Linked DNA regions of Mus musculus: region 2 is linked to region 1. A link is a contact called in ENCODE Hi-C or POLR2A ChIA-PET data. All regions are on one chromosome and are shown on one strand. The core of a region is the stretch at or near the end of the contact, and the rest is flanking DNA. Distances in the headings are between cores, read along the strand shown. Region 1 holds the start of Spindoc (spindlin interactor and repressor of chromatin binding). Region 2 holds the start of 2700081O15Rik (RIKEN cDNA 2700081O15 gene).

Region 1 (3,737 bases), core at 268-2,767:
TGGCTACCACTGGATGCACACTTAAGAGCAGGGTTTCACTTACCCTGGTCCCTACTGTTTACCATTCTCAGCTCTGCCTGAAGCTATATGCTTGGCATATAGCTGCCCACTAAAGCTGAAGAATGAACCTCTGTAGATGTCTACTTCCCTCTCACAGTGATGAAGCCATCTTGGTTAAGCACTCTATAAACCAGCACAAGTAAAAAATAACCTGTGTGATGCACCAAACAGTGAGAGGAATGTGCCCCACCCCCCAATTTCCTAACCTTCCCTCCCATCTCCAAAAATGAGTTAAAGAAACACAATGACCAATTTGGTTCTCAATCTATTCTGGGTACTGTCATGCTTAAGGGAAACAGGTATTCCACCCTAAGGAAATATTTGCATTTTTCATGACTAATTATCTTCCACAAAGGTAGCTCTTTGTTTTCTCCTTTGGACCAGAGAGGCTGGGGAAGGAGGACGGGAAGGGAGAGCAATGTATTCCCAGATTGTCCCTCAAACACCTCCTTTGGTGACTAATCTCCATGTAGATGACATGGCTTGTTACCCACCCCCAAGCAAGTCCCGCTTTTCTCAAACGGGGTGCTACTAGCAATTCCATTCAAATGCCGGGTTTTAGACTTGACACCTGTGGCTCCTGAAACAGAAGGCCTAGAGGATTGAGGACGGGTGGAGGCTTCTACTTACTGGGTTATTTCCCCTCTCTGGAGGTCGCCAGCCGCGCCAGCCTTCACCTCCGTTATCACTACGGGGGACTAGCCTGGGGCCTAGAGGCCTGGTCGCCCCTCGGCCTAAGAAACAGACCGGAACCGGGAGACAACAGCCGGGCACAAACCACTGTACTGGGAATCCGGCCTCTACTCTGGGCCCGAGGGGGCGCAGGGAACCGGAAGACCTGAACCGCTCCTTCGGTGTGGATGGAAGTCTCTAGACCCTGAGCGGGGGAGGGGCGGCGGAGGAAGGGGGGCTCCGAGAGGCCTGGGATTCCAAACCCGGTGGGGGAGGAGCGAGGGCGCCGTAGCCGCGGACCGGACAGGGAAGGGCCCTCTGGGGCTGCAGATGCCGGCCCAGGGAAGCGCCTGGGGACCGGGAACCGGGGACCGGGACCTGGAGATCTAGTCCCGGACCACCAAGCGGAAGTGAGGTGTCCCCCCCCTCACCTCGGAGCATCGGCTCGGGCCGCGGGATCACGGCCACCACCACGGCCTCGTCGTCATCATCCCCTTCCTCACACTTGAGCGTCACCTCGAAGCAATCCAGAGCCGCGGCGCCCTTGGCTTTCAGGGCCATGGCGAGGCGAAGAAGGGCGACCGGATAGCCGAGGACGTTCGCACAGACCTCGGCGCACCGCCTGTGGCGGCCGCCTCCTGCCCCGGACCACCCCGGGCCCGCGGCTCGCCTAGCTCACCCGCCGCTCGCCCGGCCGCCCCGCCAGCCACGGGCTTCAACGCGTCACGACCCCGGGCGGGGAGGGTTCGATCCGGGGCCCCCAACCCCGCCGCTCCCTTTTATGGAGGCTCATTGTCAGCGTCCGTCCGGCAGTCCCGCCTCCAGACCAGGCTGGCCAATCACGTGAGGACACGCCCCCTAGCCCCGCCCCAGCCACAGGTCTGGGCCAGAACCCTGTGCAGCGCGTTTGTCTCTGGCCGGTTTGCTCGGCGGCGAAGCCTGGAGTTTTCCTGGGAGCGGCGCCGGCAGCCTTGGAGACCCGGTAGGGCATCCCCACCAATGGCTGGAGGAAAGGGCTGCTCGGCATCTTACTTCTTGGCTTTCCCCTGACTAGCTGCCTGCCTGGGAGGCAACACAGACGAGAAAAGACCGGTGGGGATGTGTGAAGGATACATAGGCTCAGAAGTGTGGAGACATCTCTTCTAATTTCTTTGGGCCTCGTTCCTTTCTACTAGCACATACGCTTTAGGGAAAGAAAAATCACTTTGGATCCTCCTAAACAAAGATTCTAGAAGATGAAGAGGACAAGAGTGGCGTGTGGGCGTGTGTAAACCGCTTCCGATGGATATAATTTACGTTAAAAACAAAACAAAACAAAAAACGTGAGTCCAGAGAGTGTGGCCTTTTCCCAGGACACAGCAAATCCCCTGAGAGCCTCCAAGACCGGGATCCGGTTGCTATGGCGCTGCTGCCTGGCATTCGTGCCTGAGTGAAGACTGTCACAATGGGCACTTACACTTCTGCATAACATCCCCTCCCCACACACATACACACACCAGACACGCTAGATTTCAGCTGAGAAACGGCAAAAATGTCTGGCACTCAAAATTCTGATTTTAAGTGCTACCAACAGTAATTATCAGCCCAGAAACAGTAATTGTGGATGATGTAGGAGGCTAGGGGACAGAAGAGAAACAGTTCACTTACCGTATATTGTGTGTGTGTGTGTGTGTGTGTGTGTGTGTGTGTGTGTGTGTGTTTGTGTGTGCGCGCGCGCCCTGGGCATACCCACCCCCCCCCCATCCACTGCATAACCAGCTTTTATTTTGTTGAGATAAGGACTCACTTTCATGTCAGTCTGACCTGGAATCTGTGTAACCCTGCTTGCCCCAAACCTTTTCCTCCTCCCTCCATTCCCCTGGCACAAGGATTAAAGGTCTGAGCTGACACCACATACAGCAGCCACAATAGAAAGAACTGAGGAAATTTCTATTACTTTGAAATGTACCCAGTACTAAAAAGATACTCCAAATCAAGCAATTTCCTAGGCCTGGATAGTTCTTACCTAAAGGCTGTTCTTTGCTTTTTGCCCAATGCCTCTGGGTAGGTAGTCTGTTCTGTTTTTGCAGTGGGCTGGCTACAGGACTCAAGCTTCCGGGAGATTGTGACTAAGGCCTGAAAGGCAAGAAAAAGAAAAGCCTGTTATTTCCCTCCCTCTGTCCCTCCTGAGTTCTAACTCCTCCTGAGCAGGTGAGGCTGTGTCTCCAGTGTCTTTGTGAGTCCTTGGTTTGTGTCACTTCCCTGTTGGGCTTCCAGCCCTTCTGTCACCCTGTCACTTGGGTCACCCTGTGGTTCCTATTTCTTGTTTGATTCCAAAGCGATGGGTAGCCCTAGTATTGCACCAGATTCTTATTTAATTATATATATTTGTTTTCTTATGGGTTGTGCACCAGAGTACTTGTCTGAAGGCTAGAGCAACAGCTTCGGGGAGCTGGTTCTCGTCTTTGTGTGGGCTCTGGGGATTGTACACTGGTTTGTCACTAGCCCTCTACCATATACTTAATAGACTAGTTCTTTGGCCATCACGAGTGTAAGTGACAATTTTGGAATTTTAGTTTCTTTGGGAAAATAAAACACAAAAATATAAGAATACTCCAGGCAGTGGTGGCCCACGCCTTTGATCCCAGCACTAGGGAGGCAGAGGCAGGCAGATTTCTGAGTTCAAGGCCAGCCTGGTCTACAGAATGAGTTCCAGGACAGCCAGGACTACACAGAGAATCTCTCTCATATATATATATATATAATTTTAATCCCAGGTGTGGGATATGGGGCTGCTTCGATTTGTCCACAGCAGCTGACTATGGTTTGCCTCATGCTCTAGCAGGGGTGTGATTTTGTCAGCTGCAAATAGTTTCTGCATTTATGTGACATTTGGAATTCTGAGGATTTCTGAGAGGGTATATAAATGGTAGGGTGGAATTTGTGGTGATAGTGGTGGAGGAGGTGGTGTATAGTTGGGGAGTTGTCAGTTGGTTTTTGGTCAGTTTAAGTAGTCCCACACAAAG
Region 2 (3,478 bases), core at 342-2,841, 35 kb after region 1:
CCACTTCGTGGTGCATCCGGCATTCATCCGTCCCATGAGCATGTGGCTCTGCTCAGTCCAAGAGGTGAACTGAAGGGCAGCCAACCGTGGGAGAGCAGTGCTATGGAAAGGGACTTATATTTCCCCAAGGTGAAATCTCTCCCAAGTCATTCCGGAGACTACGTGTGAGTGTGTGTATGTGTGTGTGTGTGATTTCCACCAGTGACTCTTGTCCTCTTGGCATATACACTTCGGAGAATGGTTTCCTGTGGGTCGGGTAATTTAATAGTTTCCTTACTCCCAAGGGGCTGAAACTGTTTCCTTTTTATAAACTGAGGATGTCTAAGTTACCCGCATTAGTAGCAATCTTGTTCACTGCTGCATGTCCAGAGTGTCAGCTCTTGTAGCACATAGTAGGTGTTAAGTGTGAGAATGACTCCATGAATGGTGCCTTCTTTGACTGTGGTGTGCCTCCCCGACAGGGAGGGAATAAAACCCACTTCTAGACCCTCATGGTCTCTGGCATCCTGTAATTTGGATCTCCAGGCCTCTGCTTTGTTGTGGACGACTAACCAAAGGCTAAGGGAGGACCTGTTTCTCCAGCTGGCCCTGGCAGGACCCCAGGTTGCCTCGACCCTACAACCTTTCGAGGTTCCTTCTCCAGGCTTACCGGGAGCCTGAGACCTGAAGGTGTCCCTCGGCCGAAGCCAGAATTCGCCCCAGGGTTTTCCAGCCTAGGGATGCGAATCTCCAGCTGCCCATCACCAGGATCCCAGTCCCTTCTTTGCACCTTCGTCCTGTGCAGGAGCCCGGGGCTGAGCGGAGTGCCTCACCCGGTACCTATAGGCCTGCGGGGGCAGGAGCCTGAATCACCGCCGCAGTCTCCCTCTCTTTCCGGCTTCCAGCCCAGGGCCACCTCTGTTTCGGAACGCCGGCTGGCCAGGCGCAGCGTGCTAGCTCTCTTACACTCCTCTGCGCGCCCCTCTTCCCGGCTTGCGCTTTCGCGGCCGCCGCCCTCACTCTGGCCGGCTCCAGGGAAACCTCGCCCCGCCGCCCCTCCCCGGTAGAAGCCAGAGCTGCCAGCGCTAGCCCCAGGCTCCCGCGGGAGGGGGCGCGGCAGCCCCCACGGCTCCACCCTCTCCGCGGGGCCGCGGCCATCTGGGGCCCCTGCCAGGCGCGTCTGCTTGGGGCCCGCGCCCAGCTCCTGCGGGAGGACGAGGCACCCCGGAGAGGGGAACGGTGCCGCCGCACCGGGCGGTCCCCTGCTAGCGGGCTGCGGAGAGCCGCGCTCGGAGATGCCCCGAGGGGGCGGTGGCTGAAGCGCGTCGCAGCGGACTGGACACGGGCGCCCCTGGTCACCTCGGCGACTCTTTACCAGCCGGAGCTGCAGCTGCGGACGCGGCAGGGCGGACCCACGAGGGCGCTGAGGACCGTGCTCCCCGCGTCCGTAACAAGCGCCCGTTGCGGACTTGCCACCTCCCGCTTTCCCCGCACCAGCCCCCCGCGAGCTGGCAGGAGGAAATTGCGCGCGGCCCCTTTAAATTTACCCAGGAGCCCTTAAAGGAGCCCCAGGGGCCCCAGACAGGAATCCCCACCCCGGTCCAGCCCGCGCTGCCGAGCGAGCAGTCAGCCGTCCGTGCGGCCGGCCGCCCGTGAATGCGCCCCGCGCCCGGGGGCCCCGCGCACCGAGCGCCCCGCGTGCGCCGCCGCTGGCTCCGCGGCCCCGCGCCCCGCCGCCCCGGGGCCCCCGCTCCGCAGCGCAGCGCATGGAGCCCGGCGGGGACCACCGGAGCCGGAGCGGCGGCGGCAGGGGCGGCCCCGGGCCCGCAGTGACCTCGGCACGGGGCCGACGGCTGCCGCCCACCGCAGCGAGCGGCGGCACGGAGCCCGAGGAGGACGACGGCGGTAAGATCTGGGGCCGACGACCGGGGGTGGGGGGCCCCGGCGTGGGGGAGGGGAGGGCTGCGGCTCCGGGCCCCTCTCGGCCGCCGAACAAAGCGGGGGACGAGCGCAGGGCGGCTCGGGGCGCCACCTGGTGGGCGCAGAGAGCAGCTACAAGGCCCGCGGGGCGCTCCCTGCCCGTGGCGGGGTCTGCCCGCCGGGCTGGGGCGGATCCCTGCTCCTTAAAGGGCCCCGCGTTGCTCGTTTTTTGGGGGGGGGGGCAGCGACGTGGGAGTCGAGGTGCTGGAACTTGCGGCTCCCGCCCTTTCTCTTTCACACTCCCAGGTGGTCTGTCTTTTAAAGGCTTCCCAGTCCCTCTGTCCCTTTCTGAGGCTTTCCCCAGAGTAGCATAGCTCGGGATTCCGCTGTTCTCGGTTATGCCATCCCTTTCTGCGTGGCCTTGCTGGAGACGTGAACTCTTCCCTTCACGGTTACGCTACGAGAAACAAAGCGCAGCCTGCGTCCTGGGGGCCCCCGTCTGTCATACCCCACGTCGGGAAGGTCTTAGTGAGGGATGGGTTCGCACACGAAGGTGGATGCCCCACCCGTGCGTTGTCGCGTTTCAGAATCGATTTTGGCCCCAGTTTGTCAGCTGTACCAAGACCTGCCGGCCCTAGTTGGCCCTTAAAACCAACTGCTTTTTTTTGTCTCCCTTCTGTAAGGTTCATTGCCTTTAGATCAGCGGAGGTTCCATCCGTACTAGGGAGAGTGCTCTCTACTCTTTGAGCTCCTCTCCCTATAAGCCCCCGCCCCCCACCCCCCCTTTTTATTTTTTTGAAAAAAATCTCAGCTCCTCCTTTTTCTTTCTTTCTTTCTTTTATTTTTTTCTTCTTTCTGCTCTTAAAGGGCCAGTCTGCCTTAGATTTAACAGTGGTCCTGCACTGGAAAGATGCTTAGTAGGATGCTAGCTATTCAGTCAGTGCATTTGCAGACAAAGGCGTATAGGCCCAGAGAGCGGATGTGACTGACCTACCAAAGGTCACTGGGCAAGGCACCAGTGAAGCCAGATCTTGAATCTAATGTTTTTTCTATACCTCTACCTTAAAAAAAAGTAATGGAAGACAAACAAACAAAACCTTCAAACCAAAACAGACAAAAAAACCACCCCCAAACCAACCAACCAACCAAACAAAAAACACCCAAAAAACCAAAAAACCAAACAACTCCACACGAGGACAAGAGCCCTCTCTGATCCTGTCATTTGTTTGTCTGACTCTGGGATTCTGTACTGAGAGAATGCCAGAGTCTGCTTGTTTCGTCTTTGTGGCCAGGAGACAGTTTTCTAAATAAAAAATGGTCAGCCAGCACTGCAAGGAGGGCTCTGGGTGTCTTTGACAAAGTGAAAGAACACTAATGGTTGGAGAGGCCCCAGAAGTGCACACTGTTGGGAGGGCTGGCAGCAACCACATCCCTGCTAGCACAAATGAGATAAACTAGAACGACTTAATGGGTGTGATGGGTGGTGGCTGCTCCCCAGTCTGAAGAGCAGTCGGTAGTCACTCTGCTGGCCCTCCGACCTCCTCTTTTCGGGTCATTGTGCCTCCCAGACTCTGGGGAA

What was found. Hi-C counts contacts between places; a loop is a spot of excess contacts on that map. ChIA-PET counts read pairs that join two places held with the same protein, here RNA polymerase II (POLR2A).
Region 2: a map of gastrocnemius shows a loop between it and region 1 (7-fold over the local background). The contact joins the promoter of 2700081O15Rik here to the promoter of Spindoc in region 1. A Hi-C loop is called at or near these places in 16 of 37 maps with a recorded cell type or tissue (T-helper 17 cell, adrenal gland, gastrocnemius and 3 more). POLR2A ChIA-PET finds 5 or more read pairs at or near these places in 4 of 5 experiments (Patski and embryonic stem cell).

Annotation. Positions count from the first base shown.
Region 1 is chr19:7,381,509-7,385,245 of GRCm38, forward strand. It overlaps Spindoc (spindlin interactor and repressor of chromatin binding), which reads right to left and starts at 1,518. Exons shown (of 6, transcript NM_001033139.3): 1 at 1,164-1,518. The coding sequence starts at 1,293. 1700105P06Rik (RIKEN cDNA 1700105P06 gene) reads left to right here and starts at 1,495. Exons shown (of 1, transcript NR_045703.1): 1 at 1,495-2,053.
Region 2 is chr19:7,416,034-7,419,511 of GRCm38, forward strand. It overlaps 2700081O15Rik (RIKEN cDNA 2700081O15 gene), which reads left to right and starts at 1,592. Exons shown (of 5, transcript NM_175381.6): 1 at 1,592-1,884. The coding sequence starts at 1,746.